Linked DNA regions of Homo sapiens: region 1 is linked to region 2. A link is a loop called in an ENCODE intact Hi-C map of the cell type or tissue named here. Cell type or tissue: endothelial cell of umbilical vein. All regions are shown on one strand. Links, peaks and the distances in the headings refer to the core of each region. The heading gives the core; the rest is flanking DNA. Region 1 has its middle 11 kb from the start of LINC01800. Region 2 has its middle 29 kb from the start of LINC03050.

The links. Hi-C counts contacts between places; a loop is a spot of excess contacts. Peaks named below come from ENCODE experiments on the same cell type or tissue, not always from the same donor. Only the 100,000 strongest peaks of a DNase experiment are listed, where the experiment ranks them.
Region 1: a loop joins it to region 2, with 20 times the contacts of the local background. A loop is called at or near these places in 4 of 110 quality-filtered maps.

What each region holds. Positions count from the first base shown.
Region 1 is chr2:64,869,443-64,879,499 of GRCh38, forward strand. No RefSeq gene overlaps it. Among named protein-coding and RNA genes, the nearest start is that of LINC01800, 11 kb to the left of the region's middle. RefSeq lists a silencer at 6,591-6,797. In endothelial cell of umbilical vein, for the core only: a CTCF peak has its summit at 4,186 (motif pointing left); a DNase peak (open chromatin) is centred at 4,189.
Region 2 is chr2:65,567,941-65,577,997 of GRCh38, forward strand. No RefSeq gene overlaps it. Among named protein-coding and RNA genes, the nearest start is that of LINC03050, 29 kb to the right of the region's middle. RefSeq lists enhancers at 8,490-9,689, 8,909-9,408. In endothelial cell of umbilical vein, for the core only: a CTCF peak has its summit at 5,383 (motif pointing left); DNase peaks (open chromatin) are centred at 5,381 and 7,341; H3K27ac peaks cover 582 bases.

The sequences.
Region 1 (10,057 bases), core at 1,961-6,960, 700 kb before region 2:
TGTGTAAGGAAATCTGAGTGAGCTCCTAAGTCCACTTTTTTTTTTTTTCCTGGTGCACATTTAGCTGAGCTCTTTTGAAAGATGGATGTGTATCTGTCCACAAGCACATACCCCCAAGACCAAATCAGAAGGATGGTAGAAAAGTGGGGAGAAGGCAAGTGGGTGAATGCGGGCCACAGTGGCATGACCAGCGCTCAGGCTGGGGCCCAGGCGGGATTTGAGAATAAAGGGATCTTCTTGGAGTACACAGTCCTGGGACTGGGGAAGAAGGCTGTCACCTTCATCAGAGGGGACTTGGAACTCCTGGATTTAAATTTTGACTCCCAGGAGGGCATCTGGTTGCTCAGGGGATAAAGGAGAGAAGGCTAAGATTATGCTGATTCTGAGTGGGGCCCTAAAGTCACTTTGTAACACATGGACTGCAACACAGAGTAACACACTGGACTGTGACACACACATGGCAACACACGCAGTGTGACACAGGGACCATGACACACCACAGACTATGACACATGCACCGCAACACAGGAACTGTGGCACACCATGGACTGTGACACACACACCACAACACAGGGATTGTGACATACCACGGACTGTGACACATACACCATGACATAGGGACTGTGACACACCATGACACAGGGACTGTGACACACCATGGACTGTGACACACACACACGGCGACACGTGGAGTGTAACTCTTTGGTAAATTTTTTTGATACAAGGTCTCCCTCTGTCACCCAGGCTGGAGTGCAGTGGTGCAATCATGGCTCACTGCAGCCTCCGCCTCCCAGTGTCAAGCGATTCTCCTACCTCAGTCTCCCAAGTAGCTGGGACTATAGACATGCACCACCACGCTGGGTGAATTTTTAAATTTTTTATAGAGATGGGCATCTTGCCGTGTTGCTCAGGCTGCTCTCGAACTCATGAGCTCAAGCAATCCTCCCACCTCAGCCTCCCAAAGTGCTGGGATTACAGGTGTGAGCCTCCGCGCCCAGCCAAGTGTCACTCATGGGCAACACAAGGACTGTGGCACCCAGACTGTGACACATGGAGTGTGACACACAGACTGCAGTAACCCTGGAGGCAAACTGTGGTCCTAGTCCCCTTACAGTAGAATTAACTGGGCTATTGGTTAAAAACTTGTTCCTGAGGCTATCCCAGATCTACCCAATCTAGATATTGGGCCTCTAAGGATTGGGCCTGAGAAATTCACATTTTACTTTATTTTTTAGAAATGGGGGTCTTGCTATGTTGACAAGGCTATACTTGAACACTTGTGCTCAAGCATTCCTCCTATTTCAGCCTCTCAAGTAACTGGGACTACAGGTATGCACACCATACAGGCTGGAATTCAAAATTTTAAATATATGCTCCAGGTGATTTCAAGGCCCTAAGGATGGAGGGCCTTTGTTGAGTTTGTAGACAGGGTTAGAGAAGGCCAGTGGCTCCCAAGCCTGGTGGTACCAGAATTGCTGGAAACATTAAAAACCAGGCTACCCTCCTGGTTGATCTGAGGTGGGACCAGGAATCAGTATACTTAGGAAGTTCCTCAGGTGATTACAATCATCCCTTCGGTTTGGTACCCTGGGAGGAAAATAACTGGGAAGAAATTTGCATGATCTGTTACTCAATGCTCCCACATTGCCTTCAGATGGGACATTCTGCACAGCCCTCCCAACCCCACCAGGGCAGGCCTAGGGGTACAGAGATGTTGGGGCCATTGTTCTGAAAAAAATAATTTTTTTTTTTTTGAGATGGGCTCTTGCTCTGTCACCCAGGCTGGAGTGCAGTGGCGTGATCACGGCTTACTGCAGCCTTGAACTCTTGGGCTCAAGTGGTCCTCCCACCTCAGCCTCCCAAGTAGCAGGGACTATACATGCATGCCACCATACTAGTTTAATTGTTTTTCATTTTTTCGGTAAGAGATGGGGTTTCACTATGTTGCCCAGGCTGGTCTCGAACTTCTGGGCTCAAGTGATCCTCCCTTGAACTCCTGGGCTCAAGCGATCCTCCCTCGTCGACCTCCCAAAGTGCTGGGATTACAGGCGTGAGCCACCGTGCCCAGCCTGTCTTGAAATACTTTTGGATTGATAAGAACCCTATGGTTTCAAAGTCAGCAGAGTACCTGAATCAGAAAAACAAGATTCTCCTCCCAGCAAGTCAACCTTTTCCTACGCCTCTGGCCATTCCTCTATCAGCTGCAGTTTAGGACAGCAAGCAGTGACAAGTTAACTGCAATAGAGCCCTACTGCTCACAGACGGGGAATAGACATGAAGCACGTGTGTGTCTACACCAGCGGAGGCCCTGCTTTCTAGCATCCCTGGCTGTGGACATCACATCTTTGCCTATGGGTGAACTTCAGGTAAACTGGTGCTCAGCCCTCAGCCCTCACCAAAGGCAACCTTCCTTTTACAAAAAGCAATTCGATCCTCATCCCAAAATAACACTATATGGCATTTAGACTCTACTTAATATCAAAATGGGCAGGGGGTCTGCAGGGTCAAAACTACTTTCATATGAGATGTTATTTGCCCATTTCACCCTGTTCTCTCTTGAGTGTACAAAGCTGCGTGCTTTGGGGAAACTCAGTCTGATATCACAGCAGACTGAATGCAAAAGCAGATATGAGACTCCATCTGTCTTTTATTAAGCTAGACACTTTTTAAAATTGCAGAAATATAAAAGAGGGCCAAACTTCTTTTTGTTTTGGAAAATATAGGTATTTTTCTAAATGAGAAATGTTATGTTAACATGTAGCAGGTTGATTATTGTAATAAATAAATAAATTTTTTAAATTCTCCATTTTGTTTTTTTGGTTGTTTTTCTTGAGACGGAGTCTCGCTCTGTCGCCCAGGCTGGAGTGCAATGGCCCAGTCTTGACTCACTGCAACCTCCGCCTCCCAGGTTCAAGCGATTCTCTTGCCTCAGCCTCCCCAATAGCTGGGACTACAGGCATGTGCCACCACACCCGACTAAATGTTGTATTTTTAGTAGAGATGGGGTTTTGCCATGTTGGCCAGGCTGGTCTCTAACTCCTGACCTCAGGTGATCCACCCACCTTGGCCTCCCAAAGTGCTGGGATGATAGGCATGAACCAACACACCCGGCCGTCGGTTTCTATTTTATTTTACACTTTTTAAACGTTTCTTTTTTTTTTTTTTTTTTTGAGACAGGGGTCTGTGCTGTGTTACCCAGGCTGACCTCGAACTCCCGGGCTCAAGCATCCTCCTGTCTCAGCCTCCCAAGTAGCTGAGATTGTAGGCATGGGCCACCGTGACTGCTTCAGTTTATTTTATTTTATTTTATTTATTTATTTTTGAGACGGAGTCTTGCTCTGTTGCCCAGGCTGGAGTGCAGTGGCCCGATCCCGGCTCACTGCAACCTCCGCCTCCCAAGTTCAAGTGATTCTTCTGCCTCAGCCACGCAAGTAGCTGGGACTACAGGCATGCGACACTACACCTGGCTAATTTTTATATTTTTAGTAGAGACGGGTTTTCACCATATTGGCCAGGTTGGTCTCAAACTCCTGATCTGCCCGCCTCGGCCTCCCAAAGTGCTGGGATTACAGGCTTGAGCCACCGCGCCTGGCCAGTTTTGTTTTGAGAGACAGAGAGTCTCGCTCTGTCACCCAGGCTGGAGTGCAGTGGCGCGATTTTGGCTCTGTGCAACCTCTGCCTCCCAGATTCAAGCCATTTTCCTGCCTCGGCCTCCCGAGTAGTAGCTGGGACCACAGGGCGGCTAATTTTTAAAATTTTTAGTAGAGATGGGGTTTCCCCATGTTGGCCAGGCCGGTTCAGTTTTAATCTACAAACTGGTAACTATTGAGAGGTACAACCCACATAAACAAACTAAAAGCTCTTCGAGGTCCTCAGTAACGTTTAAGAGTATAAAGGTGCCCCGAGACCAAGAAGTCTGAGCAGCGCTGCCTCATTTCCCCTCCTCCCAGAGTGAAAACGTATCCATTTGACTCTTGAAAGAGCAAACCTCAGAACGAGGCTCATGGGCAGTTGGGAAAGCAATGCGACTAAAACACAATAACTGCCCTTAAGGAACTGCTGGTTATGTAGGAGCTAGCGACAGGTCAGCAGCCGCCCATAACATACCTGTCATTGCCAGGCCACCCCTGCCTCTCTCCCGCCGCAGCCCTAGGTTCCCGAAATTCCGGCCCCTGCGCACCCCCTGGTGGCCGCCCCTCGCCGGTGCAGTCTTCTTCCTCCGGAGCGTCAGAATGCTCACTAAGGACCTCAGGCCTGGACCCCATCACCGTGAGGAGCAGTCTAGGTCCCGGGTGGCCTTCTGCCTGTCCCCTCTGCTCATGTTTATCCCTTGATGACTAATCCCAGCCTGCTTCTGCCTGTGTACCTGCCCTTTGAGAGTACTAGACATCCTTCCCCTGGCCAACCATATTTGTAGGTGATAGAGACAGTATATCAGTCTGGGCACATTGGCTCAGGCCTGTAATCCCAGCATTTTGGGAGGCCGAGGCGGGAGAACTGCTAGAGCCCAGAAGTTTGAGACCGGCCTGGGCAACATAGCAAGACCCCATCTCTTTAAAAACAATTTTTTTTTTAAAGAGAGTACATCACAGTAGAAATAATATATGTTGTAGATTGAACCTGAGTCCAGGCAGTGCCATGCCAAAGTTACACTTCTTACTGATCTGCCCTATAGCAAATGATCTGTTGTATAAAGTAACCCTGGACATTGGCAATTGATGGATATTCTACACTGGGATCAAGTTCCTTCAGGAGGGGTAAAGCGAGTCCCAACTCTCCAAATCTTGTTGGCTTAGCTAGATTCCCTGCTCTTCTGGACTGCATGTCACTGGCTATACTTTCAGCATCCTCACATAAGGATCAATACCCCAAGACCTGCATGAGTCCTCCTAGGACTTTCTTCTGGGGATTTAGGGGCCCTACTGTTGTAAACAGGACTCAAGTAGTCAACTATAAAATCCCAGAAATCCCAGAACTCCTCAAAGTGAGTATGCAGATTAACACTTTGTTTGTTTTGCTTGTTCGTTTTGCTTGTTTGTTGTCTCTATTTTAATCAAACCCTAGAAATTCAGAATGAGAATATCCTCAAATTGATAATACTATTGGAAGCAGGTGAGGGAATTTCAGAGACAGTGAGGTTTATCCTACAGTTCTGACCCAGAGTCCATTAGCAGTAACCTGACTGCCCCATAAATGACCTCAACCATCTTAGCCTAGTGGTCTCCATGGTAACCATCAAAGAGTGGTCCCCCTTTCTTACCTACAGATGTTCCTCCCACCTTCACCTGCACCCAGCACTTCAGGCATGACCTAGAACTGGATTCTGTACAAATGCCATTTGCAGAGGTATTGTTCCCTTCCTTCCTCCCTTCCTCCCTCCCTCCCTCTCTCCCTCCCTCCTTTCTTTCTTTTTCTTTCTTTCTTTCTTTCTTTTCTTCTTTTAAATAGAGATGGAGTCCTACTATGCTCAAGCAATCTTCCTGTTTCAACCTCCCAAGTAACTGGGATTACACGTGTGCTCAGCCTTTCTTCCCTTTGAATCCATGTTTTAAGCAAGTAGAACCATTTCTTTAATTTACACAGAAAAGCCCTTTAAATATAAATTAGGAGTATCAGGTACATGAGGGGTTATTTCATTAGTCTTTCTACTTTTGCATATGCTTAAAATATGCTTAAAAATTTTTATTTGAAAATTATCTTGATTGTGACAAAAAATAAATAAAAATAAAAAATTCAGAGAACAAACAGAAAAGGGAAACATTAAAAATACATCCTTTCTTCAACATGTCTGAAGGAAATCTGGCCTTTGCAAAAAAAAAAAAAAGAGAGAAAGAGAAGAGGTTATGCAGTAAATGTCATTTTCTACAAGTGGAAATCGTAGATTGTGAGCCTCAATCATTATCTGGGGTACGGGAAGGTGGCATAGCTGAAGACTTTAATTTTGGAGTACTTGAAGAATCTAAATCAATCTTTAAAGTATAATAAAAATGTGTAGATTTGGAGGGAAATTTTAAAAATCAATCATATTGTCCTTCTTCCACAATCCCTTTCCCATCTTCTCCCCTAGCAGCCTCCTCTTCCTCACAACCTTTCAAATGTCCACAGTGAGAAATACAGTGTTGACACCTGTTGCTTTTGTCTTGCAGCAGGGGTTGGGTAAACTATGGTTCTTGGGAACGGTTTAATCAGACTTCTTCCACAGATTTAAAAGATGGCCCTTGAATAACGTTAAAGATATGATTTTGCTATTGTGCATTTACTTTGTAAGATAAACACATTAATCAAAAATGGAGGAATTAAAATTCAGATTTTGTATTGCTGTTTGCTAAATAATTAACATGAAGGCATATTGTCACTCTCTTTAAATTCTAAAAAAACAAACCAATCAAAAACCCAAACCCCAAAACCCAAAACTACGGTCCTGACCTGTTTTGTTTGACCAGCAAGCTAAAAATGGTTCTATCATTATACATATTTTTTCAAATGTTTAATGTAATTTTATTTTTTTCCACGGGGGAGTTGGCCACTGTCCTGCTGTCCATATCAACCAACACCTTTTCTGGGATCTGATGAGTGTCATTAGGATTGTTCTTACCCAAAGGTTTTTACATTTTTGAAGGGTTGTAAAACAAGCAGACACACAAAAAAGAATAGGTTGACAGACACCCTGTGGCTGGGTCTAACCTCGGCTGTAGGCTGGCTGGAGCCCTGGTGAAAGGTGGCTTTTCTTCCATCCAGGCAGTCACTAACAAGAGGTACAGCCTTGAAGTTGCCATGCCGACAGGGAATTCAGTTCTTAAAATAGTAGACTGTGCTCAGGCATTTTCAGGGTGGGTGGGTTTGGAGGGAGGGGGTTGGGAATAGGGGTGGGGAGAGATGATAAACTAATGAGTCACACCCAACTGGTGACAGCTGCTCCAACAACCCTCTGGCAACATGAAGTGGGGAGGAAAGGACATTTTCCATGAATGGGAACAGTTTGGTTTCCTCACAGTATTTTCCTGCCTGGCCAGAGGAAATTCCCATCTCCACCTCCTCTCTCTCCCTCCTGCCACTCCCCAGCCTCCTCCTTGCAGAGAACAGAAGGAGGAAACGCCCATCTCACAAAGAGCCTGCCATGATTCAGAGGGACTGGTTGTTACTGAGGATTAGTCTGTGCAGGGACTGAGAGGAGCTCACTCTCACACACGCTGCCTTGGGACTCCGTGCGTTGGGAGGCCTGGGAACGAGCATTATCATCATCGCAAGATCTAATGAAAGTATTTCACTAAAAATGTCTTTAATCCAGATCGGTGAATCAATCAATAATAGTTATTCTTTGAGACTCGCCTGTTGCCCCTCTACTGTTCATAAGGTTTTTTTTTTAGAATTGGGGTCTCGATCTGTTCCCAGGCTGCACGACCATAGCTCACCATAACCTCAAACTCCTGGGGTCAACCGATCCTCCTGCCTCAGCCTCGCAAGTAGCTGGGGCTACACCACATCTGGCTGATCTATTTTTTTCTGTGTGATAAATATACATAACATAAAATCTACCATTTAACCATTTCCCAGCGATGCAATTCAGTGGCAGTAAGTTCATTCCCATTGTGCAACCATCAATATCTTCCAGCACTAGAATTTTTTTTTTTTTTTGAGGCAGAGTCTCACTCTATTGCCCAGGCTGGAGTGCAGTGGCATGATCTCGGCTCACTGCAGCTTCCTGCCTCCCAGGTTCAAGCAATTCTCCTGCCTCACCCTCTCGAGTAGCTGGGACTACAGGCACATGCCACCACATCTGGCTAATTTTTGTATATTTAGTAGAGACAGAGTTTCACCATGTTAGCCAGGCTGGTCTCAATCTCCTGACCTCAAGCAATCTACCCACCTCGGCCTTCCAAAGTACTGGGATTACAGGCGTGAGCCACCACGCCATGGCTAGGACTTTTTAACCATCCCACACTCTGAAACTGGGTGCATAACTCCTCGCTCTGCCTCCCATTGCCATCCCAACCCTGGCAACCACCGTTCTACTTTCTGTCTCTATGAATTTGGCTGCTTTAGGTAGCTCATGTAAGTGGAATCATCCAATATTTGTCCTTTTGTGTCTGGCCTATTTCACTTATTATAATATGTTCAAGGTTTGTCCATGTTGTAACATATGTCAAAACACAAAATTACAACGAATCCAGTTTAAGGATCTTAACTGACTTTATTTGTGATTCTAAAATTGGGCAATACTTCATTCCATAAAACAGAATACATGTTTTGGGCCGGGCGCAGTGGCTCACACCTGTAATCCCAGCACTTTGGGAGGCTGAGGCGGGTGGATCACTTCAGGTCAGGAGTTTGAGACCAGCCTGGCCAACATGATGAAAACCTGTCTCTACAAAAAATACAAAAATTAGCTGGGCCTGGTGGCATGGGCCTGTAATCCCAGCTACTTGGGAGGTGAGACATGAGAATCGCTTGAACCTGGGAGGTGGAGGTTGCAGTGAGTTGAGATAGAGCCATTGCACTCCAGCCTGGGTGACAGAGCGAGACTCTGTCTCAAAAAAAAAAAAAAAAAAAAAAAAAAATACATGTTCCGATGAGCTGAGCAGAGAGGTTGGCCTTACAGACAGAAAAGAACTAGCGGGAGTGGAAGCAAAGAGCCAAGTGTATTAGTCACTTAAAGCTACTTTCCTTGTAAGGCACAGACAAGGAGATCGAAAAAATAGAAAAATCACTGATCAGTGAACCTCAGGTTATGCCAGGCTACCTTTTGTGTGCAAGGATTAAGGCAGAGGGAACTTCATTATCCTGTCTATTGAAGATTGAAGCTGGCCTGTTTGGGAAATTGGCTGTTATCTCTCTCTCCTGATTTCTCAGAACTATAGATAATAATTTAGGTTTAGTGATGTGAAACTTTAGCATGGGTGACTCCATTTTGACTTTAACTCTGGTCTTACTGGGACCTAGTGCAGAAGCTTAGCCCAAAAAAATGGCCTATCAATTTTATTTAACACGTGTTAGAATTTCATTCCTTTCTTCCTTTTCAAGGCTGAATAATATTTCATCATATGTGTACAACACAGTTTGTTTATCCAGTCCTCCGTAGATGGACATTTGGGTTGTTTTCACCAAAAGGTGAATCAAAAGGCTTCACCAAAAGGCTGCTGTGAATAGTGCTGCTGTGACTATCAATGTACAAATAGCGGTTCGAGTCCCTGCTTTCAAGTCTTGTGGTGGCTAGTCCATTTTCAGAAAGAAAACAATTAGCAGGCTGAGAACCCAGCCCGGGTGCAGAAGACGCTACGGCAGCACGTTCTTGTTTTTTCCATCACATCCGTTGAGTCTCCTCTGAGGCCAGCAAGCCCCTCACCTTTTGTCCTCCCTTGGTGCTCCAGCCCTTGGCTCTTGCTGCTCATCTCCATGGGGTCAAGGCCCTGGGAACCTGTGATCCTAGATCCGTCATTGAGAACAGTGGGGAGCTATAAGGTTCATGGTTATCTCTTCCATATTCTTCAGAGTTGTGCATCATTCAAGCAAAGCTTTTTTAATACTAGTTGTATCTTTCAGCATGATTTCAATGTGTTTTTGTCCCGAAGAACCCATTTCCCACCAGAGGCAGAGCATGGAAGGACTCAGTGTACGCATGTCACTAGGAATTTTTTGGTTGGGAATGGGCACATGGCCTCAGCTGGCTCACTCAGGCTGACAGGAAGGAGTTTTATTTCATGGCTGGGCAGGATGTTCCCTTTTTTCTCTGGAAGTGTTTCACTTGATATTGATCAAAAGAATGCTAGCTGAACCGTGAACAAAGCTGGCACCTGGAGACGAAGGCGGGGCTGAGAGAATAGCAGGACGTGTTCCTAGAGCCTTAATCATACAATGCCTGAAGCCCACCCTATCCAGTCTACCTGTGAGGAAGCTAATAAACTGCCTGTAATTTAAATCTGGTTTGCTAGGGTTTCTGATCCTCAGGGTCAAAAATATTCTAACAGACTCAGTCTGCATGGTGTTAGGGTTTTGATTTTCACCCCAAGAGGAGTGGAAAGTCATTAAGAGATTTCAGCAGGGCGAGTCCAGGGAGGGG
Region 2 (10,057 bases), core at 2,511-7,510:
TCACATGGTGACATGTTCCTAGGATATGGGGATAACTCCTATGGAGTCATCCAATATTCTACAGAACTCTGGGATAGTCCTAGTGCAATATGTTTTGTCTTAGAATGAAGAGTTTGGGGGTTGGGAGTGGGAATGGAGATAAGAAAGGTTTTCCTTTTCATTTATAGCCTCCACTATGGCTTAAAATTTTGATTGCGTACCTGTGTAACTTTTATCTTAAAAAATACATAAGTACATAAAATTATTATAGGCCTTTTCTCTCTCTCTTTTTTTCCAGCTTTTATTTTAGACTCAAGGGTTACATGCATGGGTTTGTTACATGGGTAAGTTACGTGGTCACAGATAATTTTGTCACCCAGGTAATCAGTATAGTACTTGATAGGTAGTTCTTCAATCCTCACCATCCTTCCACCCTCCACCCTCAAATAGGCCCCTGTGTCTATTGCTCCCTTTTTTTTTTTTTTGAGACAGAGTTTCACTCGTTTCCCAGGCTGAAGAGTGCAATGGTGCGATCTTGGCTCACCACAACCTCTGCCTCCCGGGTTCAAGTGATTCTCCTGCCTCAGCCTCCCGAGTAGCTGGGATTACAGGCATGTGCCACCACGCCTGGCCAATTTTGTATTTTTAGTGGAGATGGGGTTTCTCCATGTTGGTCAGGCTGGTCTCGAACTTCCGACCTCAGGTGATCTGCCTGCCTCGGCCTCCCAAAGTGCTGGGATTACAGGCATGAGCCACTGTGCCTGGCCTTATTGCTCCTTTCTTTGAGTCCATGTGTACTTGATGTTTAGCTCCCACTTGTATGTGAGAACATGTGGCATTTGGTTTTCTGTTCCTGTGTTAATTTGCTTAGGATAATGGCCTGCAGCTCCACCCATGTGCTGCAAAGGCCATGATCTCATTTTTAAAAAAATACCTGTATAGCATTCCATGGTGTGTATGTACCACATTCTTTTAATCCAGCCTACCATTGATGGGCATTTATGTTGATTTCATGTCTTTGCTGTTGTGAATAGTGCTGTAATGAACATACATGTACTTGTGTCTTTATGGTAGAACCATTTATATTCCTTTGGGTATATACCCAGTAATGAGATTGCTGGATCAAATGATAGTTCTATTTTAAGTTCTTTGAGAAATCTCCAGACTGCTTTTCACAGTGGCTGAACTAATTTACATTCCCACCAGCAGTGTATAAGCATTCCTTTTTCTCTACAACCTTGCCAGCATCTGTTATTTTTTGACTTTTTACTAATAGCCATTCAACTGGTGTGAGATAGTATCTCGTTGTGGTTTTGATTTGCGTTTCTCTCATGATTAGTGATATTGAGCATTTTTTCTTATATGCTTGTTGGCTGCGTGAGTGTCTTTTTATGAGAAGTATCTGTTCATGTCCATTTTTTAATGGGGTTGATTTTCGCCTGTTTATTTGAGTTCCTTATAGATTCTTGATATTAGACCTTTGTCAAATGTATAGTTTGCAAATATTTCTCCCATTCTGTAGGTTGTCTGTTTACTCTGTTGACAGTTTATTTGTTTATTTTTTTGAGACAGAGTTTTGCTCTTTCACCCAGGCTGGAGTGAAATGGTGCGATATCTGCTCACTGCAACCTCCACCTCCCGGGTTCAAGCGATTCTCCTGCCTCAGCCTCCTGAGTAGCTGGGATTACAGGCACCTGTCACCATGCCTGGCTAATTTTTGTATTTTTAGTAGAGACAGGGTTACACCATGTTGGCCAGGCTAGTCTCAAACTCCTGACCTCAGGTGATCCACCCTCCTCGGCCTCCCAAAGTGCTGGGATTACAGGCATGAGCCATTGTGCCCAGTGATTCATTCTATTCTTTTCTTTTCCTCTTTCTTTCTTCCTTCCTTTCTTTCTCTTTCTTCTTTCTTTTCTTTTCTTTTCTTTCTTTCTTCCTTCCTTCCTTTCCTTCCTTCCTTCCTTCCCTCTTTTCTTTTCTTTCTTTTTTCCTTTCTTTTCTCTCTCTCTCTCTTTCACTCTCTCCTGTTGAGACGGAGTCTCGCTCTGTTGCCCAGGCTGGAGTGCAGTGGTGCGGTCTCTGCTCACTGCAACCTTCGCCTCCCGGGTTCGAGCAATTCTCTTGCCTCAGCTTCCTGAGTAGCTGGGATTACAGGCAGGCACCCCATGCCTGGCCAATTTTTGTATTTTTAGTAGAGATGGGGTTTCACAATGTTGGTCAGGCTGGTCTTGAACTCCTGACCCTGTGATCCGCCCGCCTCGGCTTCCCAAAGTGGTGGGATTATAGGCGTGAGCCACTGCGCCCGGCTGATAGTTTCTTTTGCTTTTCAGAGACTGTTTAGTTTAATTAGGTCCCACTTGTCAATTTTTTTTTTTTTTTGTTACTGTTTTTGGAGGCTTCATAATGAAGTCTTTGCCTGGGTCAATGTCCAGAATGTTATTTCCTAGATTTTCTTCCTGGGTTTTTATAGTTTTAAGTTTTACATTTAAGTCTTTAATCCATCTTGAGTTGATTTTTGTACATGGTGTAAGGAAAGGGTCCAGTTTCAATCTTCTGCATATGGCTAGCCAGTTATCCCAGCACTATTTATCGAATAGAGAGACCTTTTCCTGTTCCTTGTTTTTGTCAGTTTTGTCAAAGATCAGATAGTTGTAGATGTGTGGCTTTATTTCTGTGTTCTCTAACTGTTCCATTGGTCTATGTGTGTTTTTGTATCAGTACCATGTGGTTTTGGTTACTGTATCCTTATAGCATAGTTTAAAGTTGGGTAGTGTGATGCCTCCAGCTATGTTCATTTTGCTTGGGATTGTTTTGGCTATTCAGGCCCTTTTTTGGTTCCAAATGAATTTTAGAATGTTTCTTTTTCTAATTCTGTGAAAAATGTCATTGGTAGTTTGATAGGAATATCATTGAATCTGTAGATAGCTTTGGACAGTATGTCTATTTTAACAATATTGATTCTTCCTATTCATGAACATGGAATGTTTTTCCATTTGTTTGTGTTATCTCTGAGTTTTTTCAGCAGTGTTTTATAATTCTCCCTGTAGAGATCTCTCACCTCTCTGGTTAGCTATATTCCTAGGTACCTTATTTTTGTGTGTGGCTATTGTGAATGGGATTGCAGTCTTGATTTGGCTCTCAGCTTGGATGCTATTGGTGTATAGAAGTGCTACTGATTTTTGTACATTAATTTTGTATCCTGAAACTTTGCTGAAATTGTTTATCAGATCAATGAACCTTTGGGCAGAGACTATGGGGTTTTCAAGGTATAGAATCGAATTGTCTGGGCCAGGTGCAGTGGCTCATGCCTGTAATCCCAGCACTTTGGAAGGCTGAGGCAGGTGGATCACCTAAGGTTAGCAGTTCAAGACCAGCCTGGCCAACATGGTGAAACTCCATCTCTACTAAAAATAGAAAAATATTAGCCGGGCGTGGCGGTGCTCACCTATAATCCCAGCTACTTGGGAGGCCGAGGCAGGAGAATTGCTTGAACCCGGGAGGCGGAGGTTGCGGTGAGCCGAGATCACACCATTGCACAGCCTGGGCAACAAAAGTAAAACTCTGTCTCTTAAAAAAAGCAAAGAAAAGAAAAGAAAAGAAAAAAATCATATTGTCTGCAAAGAGAGAGAGTTTTTCTTCCTCTTTTCCTATTTGGATTAGGCCTTTTTTTTTTTTTTTTTTTTTTTTGGAGACAGAGTCTCACTCTCTTACCCAGGCTGGTGTGCAAAGTGGTGCGATCTTGGCTCACTGCAACCTCTGCCTCCTGGGTTCAAGCGATTGTCCTGTCTCAGCCTCCTGAGTAGCTAGGATTACAGGCACCCGCCACCACGCCCGGCTAATTTTTGTATTTTTAATAGAGACGAGGTTTCTTCATGTTGGTCAGGCTGGTCTCGAACTCCTGACCTCAGGTGATCCGCCTGCCTTGGCCTCCCAAAGTGCTAGGATTACAGGTGTGAGGCACCGTGCCTGGCCAAGAAGTACGATTTTTGCAAAAAAAAAAAATTCATATAAGAACATGTCCTGGCTAAAAAAAACTAAAGAAATAAAGAATAAAAATAATTTTTAAAAGTCTTTTTTGTTTTTTAAAGCAACCAATTTGCTCCATAGTTATTATGTGAGAGATCTTTAGAATTGTGGATGGCTGGGAAACTACTCATTTGCCACTCATCAAGTAGATTGGTTTTGCTTTTGATTTCTTGGTGATTTCTTGAAAAATGTATCTGCCCTCCCCCCAGCCCCGCCCCGCAAATTCATATGTTGAAGCCCTTAATGGCCCAGAACTTCAGAATGTGACTGTAGATTGTATTTGGAGATAGGGCCTTTAAAGAAGTCATTAAGTTAAAACAGTCTTTAGGGTGGGCCCTAATTCAGTATTACTGGTATCTTTATAAGAAGTGGGGATTAGGACCCAGCCAACACGGGCTGAAGGACAGCCATGTGAGGACACAGTGGAAAGGTGGCTATCTGCAAGACTGGGCATGGTGGCTTACACCTGAAATCCCAGCACTTTGAGAGGCCGAGGTGAGAGGATTGCTTGAGCCCAGGAGTTCAAGACCAGCCTGTGCAATGTGGTGAAACCCTGTCTCTACAAAACAATACAAAAAATTAGCCAGGCATGGTGGCGTGCACCTGTAATCTCAGCTACTCGGGAGGCTGAGGTAGGAGAATTGCTTGAATCCAGGAGGTGGAGGTTGCAGTGAGCTGAGATCCAGCCACTGCACTCCAGTCTGGGCAACAGAGAAGACACTGTCTCAAAAAAAAAAAAAAAAAAAAAAAAGAGAAAAGAAAAAGATGGCCATTTGCAAACCAAGAAGAGAGGCCTCAAGAGAAAATAACTCTCCAACAAAACACTTTGGGCTTCTGTTAAGCCCCCAAGTTTGTTATGGCAGCCCCAGCAAACTAATACATTTGGTTTTTTTTTTTTTTTCTTTTTGAGATGGAGTCTTGCTCTGTCGCCCAGGCTGGAGTGCAGTGGCGCGATCTTGGCTCACTGCAAGCTCCGCCTCCCGGGTTCATGCCATTCTCCTGCCTCAGCCTCCCGAGTAGCTGGGACTACACGCGTCCGCCACCACGCCCGGCTAATTTTTTGTATTTTTAGTAGAGACGGGGTTTCACCGTGTTAGCCAGGATGGTCTGGATCTTCTGACCTCGTGATCCGCCCGCCTCGGCCTCCCAAAGTGCTGGGATTACAGGCGTGAGCCACCACGCCCGGCCACATTTGGGTTTTGTATGACTTGCTTCATTCAGGCCAAAGATAAATTGAGGAACATATATATATATTTGTATTGGACATTTGCTTGGATCCAAAATATGGCAAAATCAAGTCTGTTTATCTAGCGGGAACTTAGCCATTGACTACTTGAGGACTGTTTCTCTTCAAACCTTTGGGGACAGTGACATCTAGTGGTAGTTTCTTTTATATACCCTTTTCAGTTCTCTTCTGGCCGTACATTAGAATCACTTGAGGGGATGGGAAAAACAAAACAAAACAAAAAACAAAAGGCCTTGCGCGGTGGCTCAAGCCTGTAATCCTAGCACTTTGGGAGGCCGAGGCGGATGGATTGCCTGAGCTCAGGAGATCGAGACTAGCCTGGGCAACACAGTGAAACCCCATCTCTACTAAAAAAAAACAAACAAAAAACAAAAAGAAAATTAGCCGGGCGTGCGCCTGTAATCCCAGCTGCTCGGGAGGCTGAGGCAGGAGAATCACTTGAACCAGGGAGGCGGAGGTTGCAGTGAGCCAGGATCGCGCCACTGCACTCCAGCCTGGGTGACAGAGGGAGACGCTGTCTCAAAAAAAAAAAAAAAAAAAAAAAAAAAAAAAAAAAAAAAAAGGCCAATGCCTAGGCTTTACCTAGCCAATTATGCCAGAATCTCTGGGAATGGGAACCAGTCATCAGTATTTAAAAGGGCTTTCTACATTAGTCCAAAGTGTACCCAAGGTTGAGAAGCACAGATTCTTAATGAAAGCAACTCTGGATTGTAAAAATATGAGCTCATATTATGTTGCCATTTCTCACAATATGAAAAAGTTTGTTAACTTCTGCACTTATTTATTGTCCCTCTGCCTCCAAAGAAGGTAAAATACATGAGGGAGGGAGCACGGTCTGGTTAGCTTTTGGATGCCAAGAGCCTGGAACAGTGCTGCACAGTCTGGGCTCATAATAGCTTTTGTGAAATGAATGAATGAAAAATAGAGCATGGGACCAGGCGCCCGGTGGCTCACGCCTGTAATCCCAGCACTTTGGGAGGCCGGGGCGGGAGGATCACCTGAGGTCAGGAGTTCGAGACCAGCCTGGCCAATGTGGTTAAACCCCGTCTCTACTAAAAATACAAAAATTAGTTGGGCGTGGTGGTGGGTGCCCATAATCCCAGCTACTCAGGAGGCTGAGGCAGGACAATCGCTTGAACCCGGGAGGCAGAGGTTGTAGTGAGCCGAGATCGTGCCATTGCACTCCAGCCTGGGCAACAAGAGCTAAAAACTCTGTCTCAGAAAAGAAAAAGAAAAAGAAAAAGAAAAATAGAGCATGCTGTCAGGTTGCATTAATCTGGAATATGGCTGTCATGTGAAACAGCAGTCTCACTGTGAAGTTTAGGACATGTTATATTTGGTTCAATTGAAAGTAACTTATGGAATCTTATAGGATTCCAAATGTCTGAAACAGACGTTTCTTGGTCTGTCATACAACTTTGGTTGACTTCTTGGCATCTTTATGCCTCTGATCCTAGGAGAGGATTTTCTGAGTTTCAATATAGCAGCAGGTTCTCAATGTCTACTAAGTGTTCTAGTTAAAAAGAAATGTTAAACTATTAGCTTTTCTTCTGTGCTTTTCTCCCCATTGTCTTGAGGCTTAGAAAGTTCTATATTATTACAAAACCAGTGAAATACACACTTACAACATTTCTAGTTTTAAAACTACTTCTTTTTTATATTTTATGGCCTAAAATAACTGGGATTAAATTTTCTGCGTATGGTGCATAGTGAGTATTGAACTTTCTATTCTTTTCTTAACCCTGAGAGTCCATCTTCCCCACATGACTTGCGGATACTCCATGACTTTGCTCATTTGTGATGCACACTTTTTCCCGCAGTAAGTCTTTTTATATACTAATGTGAGAGGTGTTAGAATGGGACTTTTCCTGGCAAAGTGTGTGGAAAACAATTCCTCACTTGCAGACTCTCAAGGGAAATCTCTGGGGAACTGCTCCCTGACTTTTGGACATCCTTAAAAACAGAGATGAGAGAAAGAAAAAGAACAAGCCTTGGTGAAGAGGTTTCTTTGGAGAGAGTTGTTGCTGTGCTCTTGGGCCCCCAACTTCCCTTTTCAGGGAGGAGTGGGAAGTGCTCATTCTAACTCCAGGCTTGAGACCGCTGGGGGAATTTCAAAAAGTGGTTTCCACAGGAAAGACATGGAGCAGCCAGCTTGGGCGACAGAGTGAGACTTCGTCTCAAAAAAAACAAAAACAAAACAAAACAAAAAAAGTGTGTGCCAAATATTATATTGACAGGACATCCTTATTTTGAAGTCAAGACTGTGTTTGGGATTTACAGTGACGTAAGAATTGTCTCTGACCTAGAAGTGGGCAAAAAAAAACAAAAAAACAAAAAAACTGATGACATTTTCCTCTGAGGAACAGGCTGATATCTTTGTAAGTAAAAATGAAAGGGTTGAGAGATAGAGCAAATGAGCTGTTTTGGTCACTATAATCAGGTGTCTTGCTTATTCAATGTACTGATTGCATTAGGACTGCTTTCAGGGCTCCTCTCATCATCACGGTTCCCTCTCCAAATGCTCTAGATGTGGTTTGTCTTAATAGTTGAATGGTTGAATAGTTGAATGGTTGAAAATAACAGAGCCCTCCTTAAAGCAGGTTAAACAGAAAAGAGAATTTACTGTAAGGTTACATAGGTGGCTATAAGAGTAGGCATTCAATTTTTTGTCTTTTTTTTTTTTTTTTTTTTTTAGATGGAGTCTCACTCTGATGTCCAGGCTGGAGTGCAGTGGTGCAATCTCGGCTCACTGCAACATCCGCCTCCTGGGTTCAAGCGATTCTCCTACCTTAGCCTCTCGAGTAGCTGGGATTACAGGCACCTGCCACAATGCCCAGCTAATTTTTGTAATTTTAGTAGAGACGGGGTTTTACCATGTTGGCCAAGCTGGTCTCGAGCTCCTGACCTCAGGTGATCCACCCACCTCAGCCTCCCAAAGTGTTGGGATTATAGGCGTGAGCCACCACGCCTGGACTAATATGAGTTAGAAGTAAATGAACTAATTCAGGGATAGACACTTAATGTGAACTCAAGCCAGGAAGTAAGGAGCTTTCCCCTGACAACAGTGATTGAGATAGGAAAGGGGACAGGTTTAGGTTAGCACAATTAGTACGAAGTCAGGCCTTTGCTCAGTGACTGTGGGAGAAGAAACTCTTTGTCTGGTCAGTATACATAGCTGTGAGGTCTGGAGCTGTAGCAACCACTTGGTATCTTGAACAAAGCTAGATTTGAGATGATGCTGACACAGGAGAGAAGGCAATTGATGAAAGAAATGCAGAGCCAGAGCCCTGATCCAGCCACTCCTGAACCCATCACTACATTAAACTTCCCAAGTATAGCAGTGGTTCCCACTGGGGGCAATTTAGCTCCTGAAGGGATATTTGGCAATATCTGGAGACATTTTTGGTTGCTACAACTGGATGGGTGCTCCTGGCACCCAATGGATAGAGACCAAGGATGCTGCTAAATCCCCTATAGTATATAAGAGAGCACTCTTTCCTTTGCAACATAGAATTATCTGGCCCAAAATGTCTGTATTGCTGAGGTTGAGAGACTCTGACCTAGAGATTTGATTAGATCTAAGTTCTTTTTTGGGCAAGGATGCTTTGTAGGCACTGTGTACTTGCTTTTACGTCACAACAGGCTTGTTCTCTTGGCTTTTCTGGATTTCTGTACCTGCCATTGCTCCCCTCTCTCAGTGCCTGGTGAGCCCCTCCCTAGCCTCTCTCACAAGCCCAGTGGGCTGCCTTCTCCTTGTAAACTCTCCACACCCTGGCTCTTCTCACTATGGCATTTGCTGGGCATTTTGGGGCTCGTTGGTGTGTGTTTGGCCCCCACTGGGCTGGAGATCCTGGGAAGGCAGGGACTCAGTCTATCTTCTCTCGTGCATTCAGGACACTGGGACTGGTAGATCCTGATATGTAAATAAATCAATGACAAACGAATGACTCATAACTCGGATATTTGAGTTGGTCAGAGGCAATGTCTCTTTCTCTGTGGGCAGGAACTGAATCAACACAGTGGAATTTTCTTTTTCTTTCTTTCTTTTTTTTTTTTTTAGACAGAGTTTCGCTCTTGGAGTGCGATGGTGCGATCTCAGCTCACGGCAACCTCTGCCTTCCGGGTTCAAGAGATTCTCCTGCCTCAGCCTCCCAAGTAGCTGGCATTACAGGCATCCACCACCATGCCCAGCTAATTTTTGTATTTTTAGAAGAGATGGGGTTTCACCATGTTGGCCAGGCTGGTCTCAAATTCCTGACCTCAGGTGATCCACCCACCTCGGCCTCCCAGAGTGCTGGGATTGCAGGTGTGAACCACCGTGCCCGGCCAACACAGTGGTATTTTCACAAGTCCATTCACCTTTCAGCAGTAAAATGATGTAGCAAGATCATCCATCATATATACAATGGAATATTATTCAGCCTTAAGGAAATCCTGTCATAGGCTACAAGGATGTAGGTTCAAGCGATTCTCCTACCTCAGCCTCCTGAGTAGCTGGGATTACAGGCGCCTGCCACAATGCCCAGCTAATTTTTGTAATTTTAGTAGAGATGGATGAATGTGGAGGACACTATGCTAAGTGGAACCAGCTAGTTGCAGCAAGACAAATGCTGCATAAGTCCTCTTATATGAGGTATCCAAAACAGTCAGACTCTTAGAAACAGAAAGTAGAGGTAGAGTGGTGGTTGCCTGAGGCTGAAGGGAGGAGGAAAAGAAGAGATGTTGTTCAGTGGGTATAAAATTTCAGTTTTGCGAGATAAAAAAGTTCTAGAGATCTGCCGCGCAGCAATGTACATAATTAACATT